Linked DNA regions of Homo sapiens: all the other regions are linked to region 1. A link is a contact called in ENCODE Hi-C or POLR2A ChIA-PET data. All regions are on one chromosome and are shown on one strand. Each heading gives the region's core, a stretch centred on a gene start or an enhancer-like site at or near the end of the contact. The rest is flanking DNA. Distances are from core to core; before and after follow the strand shown.

Region 1 (4,044 bases), core at 675-3,174:
GGAAGCTTGAACCCAGGAAGCCGAGGTTGCAGTGAGCCGAGATGGCACCACTGCACTCCAGCCTGGGCGACAGAGTGAGACTCCGTCTCAAAATACAAAAAAAAAAAAAGGTTTGTTTGGTAAAGAGATAAAGAATGTTCGTTCTGGATTCAGATTGCCTGAATTTCAGTTCCAGCTCTGCCACTACTACCTGTGAAATCCTGAGCCAGTTACTCTTCCTCCAAGCCTCAGGTTACTCCTCTGTAGAACAGGGACATAGTACCAGTTTCATAAAGTTGTTGTGACCATTGCATGACACAAGGTATATGAAACACTCAAATTAGTACCTGGCACATGTTGAAATGTTATCTACTATAGTAATATACTAAAAAAGTTCACAAGAGGTCTCATAGGTTTTATGCATACAGTATGTGTGTATGGTTTATGCACTTTCACATAACCCTGTGATTCTTCAACAGGGTTATGTTTTCTAACCCCAAGGAGACATCTGGAAAGGTCCAGAGACATTATTGGTTGTCACCACCTGGGGAGAGGTGCTACTGACATCTAGTGGGTCAGGCCAGGGATGTTTCTAAACACTCTACAATGCTCAGGACACCCCGCCCCCTTGCCAAAAACAAAAAAGAATAATCAGGACCCAAAATGTTAATAGTGCAGAGTTGAGAAACCCTGATTTAAACAGGGCATATGGAAACGTATTTCATAGGATGTAGTCACAAGATCTATATACGCATGTATCTTGTGGTCATGTCATAGTCCAGATACACACACATCTAGAACGCACTATGTCCACACACACACACATCTAGAATGTACTATGTACTTACATATGTATCATTATACAATGTACCTAGAGTAGCATCCTGTCATGTATGTGTCCCATATGCATTGATTGTGTCAGTATCTACATACAAAAGCCACTCTGACATACTGGAAAGAATGCTGAGCCTCAGAAAAGCTAATGTTATCTCCATATACATAATTCCATTTCATCCTCACAACTGCATGAGGACATGATATCATGCCAACTTTATGCAATGACTATACTAGTTCAAGACTGCACAACTGCTGATGTAGGTCAACCTCATAGTACGGACAGGAACTGTGTTTATCTTATACGCCAACGTATCTCAAGCATCCCAAGGGTGTCTAGACTCTCAGTAAACATTTGTGAAGTGACAGGGTGGGGAGGAGGACCCCGGTCTAACTGCAGCACTATGCTCGTAACCAGCAGATCACCATCTTTTCTCTCTTTTTTTTGAGACGGAGTTTCGCTCTTGTTGCCCAGGCGGGAGTGCACTAGCACTATCTCGACTCACTGCAACCTCCGCCTCCCGGGTTCAAGCGATTCTCCTGTCTCAGCCTCCCAAGTAGCTTGGACTACAGACGCGCGCCACCAAGCCCGGCTAATTTTTTGTATGTTCAGTAGAGACGAGGTTTCACCATGTTGGCCAGGTTGGTCTCGAACTGCTGACCTGAGGTGATTCGCCCGCCTAAGCCTCTGGGCTGGGATTACAGGCGTGAGCCACCGCGCCCAGCCAGATCGCTATCTGAACAGCGATCGACTCTCCACTCTCTACGGCCCCTTAGAAGGAACTTCACCTCTCTGAGCCTCGTTGTACCTATCTGTAAAGTGGGACAGAAACAAAACCATCCAGACTAGGGTTAGAGACAGGAGTCAAACACAACAAAAGGGGCAAAGTTCTGCATAGCAGATAGCTCGGACAATTCGGAGACCTCGCGGAGCCAGGGATCCCGCGCCGTCAGCCGAGGTGGATTAGGACGAGGCCTCTGGAGCAAGCAGAGGTTAACTCGCGACTGTGCGAAAACCTGCAGCTCAGCCTAAGTGTGGCACCCCAGCGCAAGCAATCTCCACGACGTCCTTCCGCTCCGACCTCCTCAAAATTGCGTCCGGAAGAGCAGTGGGTGACCCCTGCCACGCCGCCCAATCGCTGTGCGCGGTCCTGCGCGCATGCGTAAACCGCAGGTCAGCGACGGCGGCCGGGAGGCGGAAGTGGAGGTTGTTGTGGCTCCGAGGGCTGTTCGAGGAGCTGCTGCTGCTGAGGCGGCGGCAACTGCATTGAGGTGGTGGCGGCGCTGCCGGCCCCGGGCCGCTCGGCCTCTCGGCTCGCCTTCCAGCCTCGCCTGAGCCCGCCGGGGCCCGCGCCGGCCAGCGCCTGCCCTATGAGTGTGTCACTGGTTGTTATCCGATTGGAGCTCGCGGAACACTCGCCTGTCCCCGCCGGCTTCGGCTTCAGCGCCGCGGGTGAGTCCCGCGGCCTCGCCGCATTCCCTGTAGCCGGGTCTGGGCCCGGAGGGCTTCCCTTCCCAAAGCACTGGCCCGGGAAAAGCCCGCGGCGAGGGCTGTTGCCCAGGAAGACACGGAGAGGTAATCGGGATCCCTCTCTTTCCCATCCGCCTTTGAGAGGCCTTCCCGTTTGTTATCTCAGGGAAGCCCTGCCCCGAACCTCCCTCCCTGTGCCGTCTGAGGGCATTTAGTTTATACCTGGCGCGTCTCCCTCTCGAGATAGTCGAGTGGTGTGTTTGTCTCACTTGCTTCCCTATGGGCTTCGTAAAGGCAGGGACTGGGTCCCCAGCAACGCTGGACGGTCCCTGGGTTAATTAAATTGTTCCCTTTTGGAACGATATCCATTGAAGTGCCCCCTAACCATAGTCATAACTAAAATTTGGACACTTCCTATATCCCAGCACTGTACTAAGCACCTTTTGTGTATTGTATTCTTTAATTATCTTTGCAACAGCCCTAAGAGGCAGATGGATGTGACATGTACCTCTTACACATTGGGAAACTGAAGCTTAGTGATTAATTGATTTGCCCAAGGTTATCTGTAATGGGTGAAACTGGGATTCTAACTCAGTGAGCTGGACTTGAGTCTGAGCTTTTTACACCATTAACACAAGTGAGGAAGCTCCTTAGTGGGGAATGCAGCTCTGGCTCTGTTCCTTGGTCCTCAGATAATTAACTAACATTCATTCAAGAAATACTTGGCCGGGCGCGGTGGCTCACGCCTGTAATCCTCACACTTTGGGAGGCCGAGGCGGGCGGGTCACCTGAGGTTGAGAGTTCAAGACCAGCCTGGCCAACATGGTGAAACCCTGTCTGTACTAAAAATACAAAAATTAGCTGGGCGTGGTGACAGGTGCCTGTAATCCCAGCTACTGGGGAGGCTGAGGCAGGAGAATCGCTTGAACCCGGGAGGTGGAGGTTGCGGTGAGCCAAGATTGTGGCACTGCACTCCAGCCTGGGCGACAAGAGATAAAGTCCATTTCAAAAAAAAAAACAAAAAAAAAACTTATGCTCATATCTGCTGGAGCCTTCCTTGTGTGCTGAATCAGACAGCGTCTCTGTTTTAATGGCACCAGCAGTATCATGGAGGAAACAGATGAATTAAATAAGTGCAGAATATGTGTAGAATTACAACTGTGGTAAGTGCTGTGAAGGAAAGGAGAAACAATTTGGGAAAGTATTACAAGAAGATGTGTTTGGTTTGGAGAGAGGGATGGGGGCAGGTAGGGATGGTGTCATTGGGAACTTCCTGAGGACGTGACCTTTGAAGCTGCAAATTAAAGATTGAATATGACTTTATAGCTTATGAGCACCTTTCCAAAGGCTAAAAGTGGCTTCTGAGTTCTGAGAGTCAGCTAAATTGATATTAGCCGCATATAGACATCTGCATGGGTCAGTCATGTAGTCATTTATTCATCAAACATTTAGAGGGCTTCCTCTGTGTGCTCGGCACTGTGGTATAAGGGCTGGGAATACAGTGGTGGGCAAAACAGGCCTTGTCCCTGCCCTGACAGAGCATGTATTAGGGATATTTCAGTTAAGTCTCCAAATTCCGTTTCCCTTTTCATGTGTTTCATTGATTTAAGACAGTAATCACAGATGTTCATGGCTTGGTTCATGGCATGAGCATAAGCCAGGATGTTTAAGACTACCCCTACAAGTTTTTGAAATTTTGTTTTTTTAATGGACTTGATAGCTTCATTTTGGGCTGAACACAATTTCATTTTATCAGGTGT
Region 2 (4,044 bases), core at 958-3,457, 1.7 Mb after region 1:
CCAGCATGGCCAACATGACAAAATACCACCTCCACTAAAAATACAAAAATTAGCCTGTAATCCCAGCTACTGAGGAGGCTGAGGCAGGAGAATCGCTGGAACCCGGGAGGCGAAGGTTGCAGTGACCTGAGATCGCGCCACTGCACTCAAGTCTGAATGACAGAGCGAGACTCCATCTCAAAAAGAAAAAAAAAAAAAAAGAAACAGAAAAGAAAAGAGGGTAATTTTGGACTTCGGTGAGGGCTCAACCACCTTAAATATGGCAGGTTGCAAGCACACAGCTTGCAGCACCCATTCACCAAATGGAGTAATGCTAACCTTCTCAATTTTTGTCAACCATAAGACAAACAATCCTCCTCTTCCTCTACAATTTCTTGACAATTATAGCACCAATTTTGAGCCATTCAAAAACCAGGTCTGTAAGACACTGGATAAAATGTATGAAGTCAACAAGAACAACCATACTAGATTTCAGGGGTAATCACAAATCCTCATCCTAACTGCTAAGTTTGTTAGCTTGAAACTTGAGGGCACCAATACCTCCCAGAATTGTTGGGAGACTTTAAAAGCAGAGTTTCTCAGCCAGGCGTGGTGGCTCACACCTGTAATCCCAGCACTTTGGGAGGCTGAGGCGGGCGGATCACCTGAGGTCGGGAGTTTGAGACCAGCCTGACCAACATGGAGAAACCCCATCTCTACTAAAAATACAAAATTAGCCGGGCGTGGTGGTGCATCCCTGTAATCTCAGTTACTTGGGGGGCTGAGGCAGAAGAATCGCTTGAACCCAGGAGGCGGAGGTTGCAGTGAGCCGAGATCGCACCATTGCACTCCAGCCCGGGCAACAAGAGCGAAACTCAGTCTCAAAAAAAAAAAAAAAAAAAGAAGGAAAGAAAGAAAAGCAGAGTTTCTCAACCAAGACGCTGTCGGCTTTGGGGGCCGGAGAAGTCTTAGTTGCGGGGGGCTGTCTTGGCCATTGTAGGATGTTGAGCAGCATAACCGGCCTCTACCCACTACCAGAAGCACCCACTCCCCACTTTCAACAACCAAAAATGTCCCATACATTGCCAAATGTCCCCGGGGGGTCGTGGGTGCAAAATCACCTCCAACTGAGAGCACTACTGCTTTAAAGAGATAGCAATAATGAAAAGATTAAAGCATCAAAGCACTTTAGAACAGGAAGGGATTTTAAGGAGCCTGAGAACCCGTGATTCTCAAACTTTGCTAGGTATCAGCCTCCCTGGGGAGTTTGTTAAAAATGCGGCACCTGGACCTCACCCCAGACCTATCAATAGAGTCAAGTGTTGGGTTCTGCCCCAGCACCAACATCCTCATTCTACAGCTAAGTTAACGTCGGCCAGAGAGGGAAAATGCCTTGCCCAAGGTCACAGGGCGAGTTAGAACCTGGACTCCAAAACCAACCAAGCCCTTCCTTACAACAAGGAGAGTGTGCTATTCTTACGTCTTTGAGGCAGCAGAACCTAAAAATGGTTAAGACGGTGCATTCCGGAGCCAGCCGGCCCGAGTTAAAATCCCGACTTGGCATTTATCAGCGGGGCGGCCTCGCACAAGGCACGTAGCGTCTGAGGACCTGTTTCCTTCTCTGTCCAGTGGAAAAGTAACAGTACCTACCCACCAGCGTTATTGGAAAGGTGAAGAGAGAAGATATTTAAAAAGCCCGTCGCACGGTAAGCACTCGATACGTGTCCTATTATTAGGACTGTCCCACACCTGCAAAGTGGAAGGGGTCTGGGGATCCCGGGGACAGAGGGCTGGAAATGGGCTCAGGGAGGCGAAACGACCCCCGATTCCCCGAAGTCCCCACCGGGAGACGGACCCCCGCCCCGCCCCTCACCTGGCCCTGCAGCTCCTTCTCGAGCTGCCGGTAGTCGTTTTTCCAGACTAGGAGGTGCAGGGGGTAGTGGTCGCCCGCGTCGCAGGCCGAGGACATGGCGAGGAGGCCGTAACCTGGTCCTCGTCGCCCGCCCCAAGTCTCGGCCCCGGCGGGGTCTCCCGCGCCCGCCTGCCTGCCCTGAGGCCGGCGAGCAAGCGAGCGTAGGGCGTGTTACGCTGCCGGCCGGCTGAGCCGGTCGGGTGCGGGGCGCGCGGGAGGTCCGGGGTCGCCGGCCGGCTCAGGGACCAGGTCGGCCGCGCCCACCCCGCGCCCCGCGGCGTTCCCGCCCGCGCTGACAGCTCGCGGACAGACTTCTGCGGACCTAACTGCCCCAAACAGGGAAGTGCGGAGAGCGAACCACCGCATGCCGCGGCGGGGATAGGCGACCTTGGGCACCGGGTCCGGGGTCCGCGCCATTGCACCCACCTCCAGCTCACACCGAGAAACTCAGTGCAGCCCACAGAACAGAGCTGAGGCTCATTCTCTTGGCCAAAGATCTCCACGCGGAAAGTTCCGTCTACCTGTCCCCAGCTTCTTTCCCCCTGCTCCAGTAGCCCCATGTGGTTCGGTCCACAACTGGGCCTCTTCCATTGGCTCTGAAGTCAGGGGGTGACAACTGAGCCCCGGACCAAACCATTCCAGCTGCCGACACCCTTGCAGCCTTTTTGGAGCAGGACAGATGCTTCCACGACGGGTCAAAAGCCATTTTGGAAGTGGGCAACACCGGACAATTTTTGAAGGAGGAACGCTAAACCCTGGCGAAGTGGCTTCAAATACAGTATTTGCATAAAAGGGGATATTTCTACTTCATGATTTCTCAACCTCGGCACATATTGAACTGGGCAGTTTTTGTGTGGGGGTTGTCCGGTCCTTGTAGGATGCTGAGCAGTTGCCCTGGTCTTTCTCCCCACTCAATGCCAGTAGCACTCCCCAAAACATGTCTCTCCAGATATTGCCAAATGTCGTCTCGGGGAGAAAAATCGTCCTCAGTTGAGAACCGCTTCTATTTGAACTCCGAACCGGGTTATGATTCAATAGCTAACTATGGTGGTGATTTAGTCCATGTATGAATGTCATTTTTAAGCTAGCTTTTTGGATTTGAGGTTATGGCTGAAAGGACTGATAAATAATATACATATTTGACCACAGTCTGCGAATATGAAGTTTATTCTTTGAGTTTCAGGCACTATGCCTCCTTGACTCAATGAAGAACCAAATCAACTTACAGCTAGCTACTCATGGGCTTGAACTTTCTGCTGCTGCTTCAGCTCAGCTGTCTACAACTAGACCACATAGCTGGATGAAGCTATTTAATGCATTGTGAAAACATTCCCTCTGCCCTCTGAGTGTATGCACATCCAGCTCTTCAGATGCCTGCAACAACAGCTGTTCAAGAATCCCAACCTAATCCATTCTCCACAGATGTGGAGCCCAGAAGATTTGTGAGTTGTTAAACCAAAACAGGATGCAGGAGCACCAGGATGGCACCCGGAGACTCTAACCATGGAATGCGTGGGAATTCTGTGATTATTTCTCCATCACACATTTATCACACTGTAGAGATGGACTCAAGACCAGTGCTTCTGAGGCCTTTTCCAGCACTTCTCATTCTTTCAGATGCCTTTTGCAACTTAACGTTCTCCTTCTTCTTCATCATGCCGTGTTTATTGAAAATCTCCCTATCTCATTAATCAGAAAACCCCATAATGACAGGAACCACATCGTTTTGCTTACCAGAGTATCTAAAACCAAAATAGTACCTGGCTAACAACAGGCATTCAATATTTGCTGAATGGAGATCATAGCTGTGTTTATATGTAAGACAGACAATAAGTAGTCATTGGTATTAGGGTCACATCTCCTTTCTCCTTCACACTGATTTACCTCATTTCATTGTGTTTATCTCACACCATTTTGTAAATTATCCCATGTTAGCTATTGTTATTCTCAAATTCCACGCATATGAAGAAAAACAGTAATTAGAAAATAATAGCAATATCCATAATTATGGGAGCTACTATTTACTGAGGGGTTACTATCCAGCAGGTGTATCACATTTTTCCCATAATTTATTCCATCTGTCCTTAGCCAAAATGAATGTTTAACTTTGCTGGTCACATACAAGTTTTGTCGCATATTCTTCTTCCTCTTTT
Region 3 (4,044 bases), core at 488-2,987, 1.1 Mb after region 1:
ATTCCGAGAGGCACTACCCCCTCTTCTGGGCACTCTCCAATTCTTGTGCCATTAAAAAAAAGGAAGGTGTGAATGCATTATTGTCATTACTATACCATTTATCCAGTAAATGAACATTTTCTGGGTTCTGTATATTTGACAAAATGCCACTACGTGAAGTCATTTCTTCCGTCCAATTTTGATGAAAGCTCTTAAAGACAGAAACATATATATAGACAGTACTTGGCACACTGTGAACTGCAAAAGTGTTTAATGATGACAGTAATTAGGATAACGGAATAATATGTGTTGAGTTGATAGTTGGCAGCATTTTAAATATATTAAGAAAGCATAAAAAAGGACCATTTAAAAACGAGGTGGGAATCCCCAAAGTAACAATGGTCTTGTTAAAAGTGAACTAGAAAAAGACTGCTGTTTCTGAGAAATATATGTTTCAATCAAACTAAAAATTACTCTAAATTGAATTACTTGCCCCAAAGCTCATTTTCTGTTGTTTGTGAACCCCATTCACTCAATCATTCCTGTATTCAACAAACATGACTTTCTTTTATCATTTGTGTTCTTATTCCATTACTCCTTCCTTTTTTTTTTTTTGAGATGGAGTCCAGCTCTGTCTCCCAGGCTGGAATGCAGTGGCGCTGTCTCGGCTCACTGCAACCTCTGCCTCCCAGGTTCAAGCGATTCTCCTGTCTCAGCCTCCTGAGTAGCTGGCATTACAATCGTTTGTCACCAAGCCCAGCTAATTTTTTTTTGTATTTTCAGTAGAGACCATGTTGGCCAGGCTGGTGTTGAACTCCTGACCTCAAGTGATCTGCCCACCTCGGCCTTCCAAAGTGCTGGGATTACAGGTGTGAGCCACCACGCCCAGCCCATTATTCCTTCTTTTATTCCACAGACATTTACACACTCTCCTACTGTGTGCCAGGCATTGCTTTAGATTCTAATAATTGAGCAGCAAATGATCCTTGTCCTTGGGAAACTTAGAATCTAGTGAAATATTCATTCATTCTTTCATTCATTCACATATTTACTGGGTGCTCACGTGTTCTGGGGATACAGCAACAGAAAACACAGGACCCTCAGGTAAACGAATTACATTCCAAAGGGTAGAAGCGAAAGCAAGGGCAAAGGTCTTGAGACAGCTGTGAGCATGGCTAGAGGCCAGTTAGCAAAAGGGACATGACACCATCTGTGTCCCCTCCCACTCTGATAGGGACACATAACATTTTCTCAATTTTTCCTAAAAGACTACAAAAAGTCTCTTCTTTCCAAACAGTTTGCCGCCCTAAATCCTTCCAGTATATTACTTGGGGAGGTGTCACTAGATCTGTGTACCTCTGTTTCTCATTATGTGACTCCATTCTGGTTTCTTGCAGGTTTTTGTTTAAAGGAATGGTGGCGTTATTTATTTAAAACAGGCTTTAAAAGATACGGTTAAAACAGGGTAGAAAACCCTCACGTGGCCCACCTGCAATTCCTACTAACTTAACATAGGTCCCGCGTCTGAGGAATCCCCCTAGGTCCTAAATCTTTGGCAGCCAAGTCAAAAGTGACTACGACTCCGGGACTATAATTCCCAAGAGACACTGCGTCCGCACCCTCTGCGCATGTTCAACCTTGGTGACTGCATAAGGCAGCGAGCCCAAGGGGCTGGGCTTGGGCCTGAGCGGTGAATCGGGGCGGGGCTAGGGGCAGGGCCAGGGAGGGGGCGGTGCTGCCGGCACCGCCCGGAACACGCTAGTGGAGCGGAAGATGGCGGCGGCGGCGGCGGCCGCTGCAGCCGGGACTTCAGTTGGGCTGAGGCGGAGGAGCCGCCGCTTCTGACCTCGCTCTGGCTCCGGTGCGCGCGGCTGAGCGCGTGCGAGGCCCCGCGCGTCGGGCAGGGGCGGCGGCGGCCACTGCGCGCCGCCCTGAGGAGCGCCCCAGCGGCGGCGCGACTGCGGCTGAGGAGAGAGCCGGCTCCGGGCCTCCGCGTCCTCCTGCTCCCCCGGCCCCCCGCCTCCTCGGGGGGGCGGCGGCGGCGATGTTCTCGGTCCTCTCGTACGGGCGGCTGGTGGCCCGCGCCGTGCTCGGCGGCCTCTCGCAGACCGACCCCAGGGCCGGCGGCGGCGGCGGCGGCGACTACGGACTGGTGACGGCCGGCTGCGGCTTCGGGAAGGACTTCCGTAAGGGCCTCCTCAAGAAGGGCGCGTGCTACGGGGACGACGCGTGCTTCGTGGCCCGGCACCGTTCCGCGGACGTGCTCGGTGAGTCCCCGACCCGGTTCCCTTGCCCCAGCCTCGGATCCGCCTCCCGGGGACTCCCCGCGCGGGGCTTCCCCAGTTCCTCCCGGCGGCGAAAGGAGCCAGAGCGCTCACATGGAGGGAGCGCTTACTATGCGCCAGGCGCCGTGCCAAGCGCTCCGAGGCGCGTTTTCCGCTTGAACGACCCCCATTTTAGAGAGGAGGAAACTAAGGCGCACAGCGGTCAAGTCGTGTGCTCAAGGTCACAACCCGAGAGTGTGACCGGTCTGTCCGAGTCCAGAGCCACACTCTCGGTCTCACTCGGCCGTGCCAGCCCTGGGCGACCTCGTCCCCTCCCTGGGCGACACCTGCAGGCTCCTAACCTCGTTCTGGTTCCCTCTCCGCATGCCCCGGGGATCCCTGCCTCTTCGCGTGCTCCCGACACCACAGCCCGGCCCAGGCTGCGGGATCGCCGGCCGACAGGCAGTCGTGAGCCCCCAGACAGCCCGGCCGTATTCTTTCGCCGCCTGGATGGTAACCAAATCTTCACCCTTTTCGGAGTGTGGCGGTGGGGGCTGCTGGCTTGGCGAAAAAACCCTCACAGCGTTTTCTCCCAAATTGATCTTGTCCACTTGCGGTCACTTGGGGGTTGGCAGAGTCTCCTTGATCCAAAATAGAATGGTCGAGCCTACTTGTAGATTGCAGCCGGTAAAGCTCTGAGGATTGGTCACAGCCTTTTCAGGCCACAGGTGCTCCCTGAGGCCTATTCCAGTTATACCTTTTGGGGGTGGGAGACTACGGAGAGAGCTGGCAGAAAGGGCTAAATATAGTTCACAAGCAGTCAGAAACTTTACCATAATGTACGCCTTAGGAGATTTTGTGTATGCTATGGGATATTGTGCCGTTAAAACTCTTTGAATGAATAAAGCAATGCGCTCGCTTTGAAATTGAAGGACGTGTTGTCATTGAACTTGGGTTCAAATGTCACTTTGATTTCCCTTCCCAGGTGAGACTAAGTTTTTGGTTACTTTAAATTTCATATGCTGAGGCAGAGTTTGGCATTGGAACAAATGATTCTGTAACTTTTTTATGACAGTAATTATTTTTTAATCTGATCTCAGAATAATTGCCTAGTATCTTTGGTTCTACTACATGTAGTGTTTGTGAACATGGGACTGGAAAGGTTGTTCTCAGTTTAATTTATGAATGACCCCATTACCTGGGTTGAAGAAAAAGCATTTAATGTTTAGGCAACGCTATTGATATTAACATGAGAGGGAGACTTAGAAAGGTCCTGCAGCTTGCAGATTGAAATTGTACAAATCCACCCCGAAGTCAGCTGTCAGTGGCTGTCTTCCCTGATACATTTAGAAGTGCCTCACTCAATGAGCTTGTGACCTGTGCTGCGTTTTTTTTTTTCAGACGGAGTCTACCTCTGTCACTCAGGCTGGAGTGCAGTGGCGCAATCTTGGCTCACTGCAGCCTCCGCCTCCCCGGTTCAAGCGATTCTCCTGCTTCAGCCTCCCGAGTAGCTGGGATTATAGGCGCCCATCACCATGTCCAGCTAATTTTTGTATTTTTAGTAGAGATGGGGTTTCACTGTGTTGGCCAGGCCGGTCTCGAACTCCTGACCTCGTGATCGGCCTCGTGTTCGCCTCGGCCGCCCAAGGTGCTGGGATTACAAGTGTGAGCCTGGCCCCTGTGTTGCTTCTTAAAGTTGTGTTCATAACATAGGATAGGGGATAATGAGCCTCTAAGGTTCACCTCATAAATCTGTATGCTGGGCTGCGCGTGGTGGCTCACTCCTATAATCCCAGCACTT

Evidence for each region. A loop is a pair of places that touch in the nucleus more often than their neighbours do. ChIA-PET counts read pairs that join two places held with the same protein, here RNA polymerase II (POLR2A). Pooled maps may share reads with other maps.
Region 2: a loop to region 1 is called in a pooled map, with 5 times the contacts of the local background. The contact joins the promoter of ANKRD13A here to the promoter of ACAD10 in region 1. A Hi-C loop is called at or near these places in 5 of 50 pooled maps.
Region 3: a pooled map shows a loop between it and region 1 (6-fold over the local background). The contact joins the promoter of PPTC7 here to the promoter of ACAD10 in region 1. A Hi-C loop is called at or near these places in 7 of 50 pooled maps. POLR2A ChIA-PET finds 5 or more read pairs at or near these places in 2 of 52 experiments (Caco-2 and GM10248).

The regions. Positions count from the first base shown.
Region 1 is chr12:111,683,933-111,687,976 of GRCh38, reverse strand. It overlaps ACAD10 (acyl-CoA dehydrogenase family member 10), which reads right to left and starts at 1,924. Exons shown (of 21, transcript NM_025247.6): 1 at 1,738-1,924. BRAP (BRCA1 associated protein) reads left to right here and starts at 2,021. Exons shown (of 12, transcript NM_006768.5): 1 at 2,021-2,266. The coding sequence starts at 2,185. RefSeq lists a silencer at 2,149-2,248 and enhancers at 1,593-2,294, 2,295-2,996, 2,997-3,698.
Region 2 is chr12:109,997,593-110,001,636 of GRCh38, reverse strand. ANKRD13A (ankyrin repeat domain 13A) reads right to left here and starts at 2,207. Exons shown (of 15, transcript NM_033121.2): 1 at 1,853-2,207. The coding sequence starts at 1,948. It also overlaps a transcript of GIT2 not described here. RefSeq lists silencers at 1,994-2,083, 2,094-2,213 and an enhancer at 2,294-2,483.
Region 3 is chr12:110,581,011-110,585,054 of GRCh38, reverse strand. PPTC7 (protein phosphatase targeting COQ7) reads left to right here and starts at 1,737. Exons shown (of 6, transcript NM_139283.2): 1 at 1,737-2,246. The coding sequence starts at 2,024. RefSeq lists silencers at 1,585-1,914, 1,955-2,104.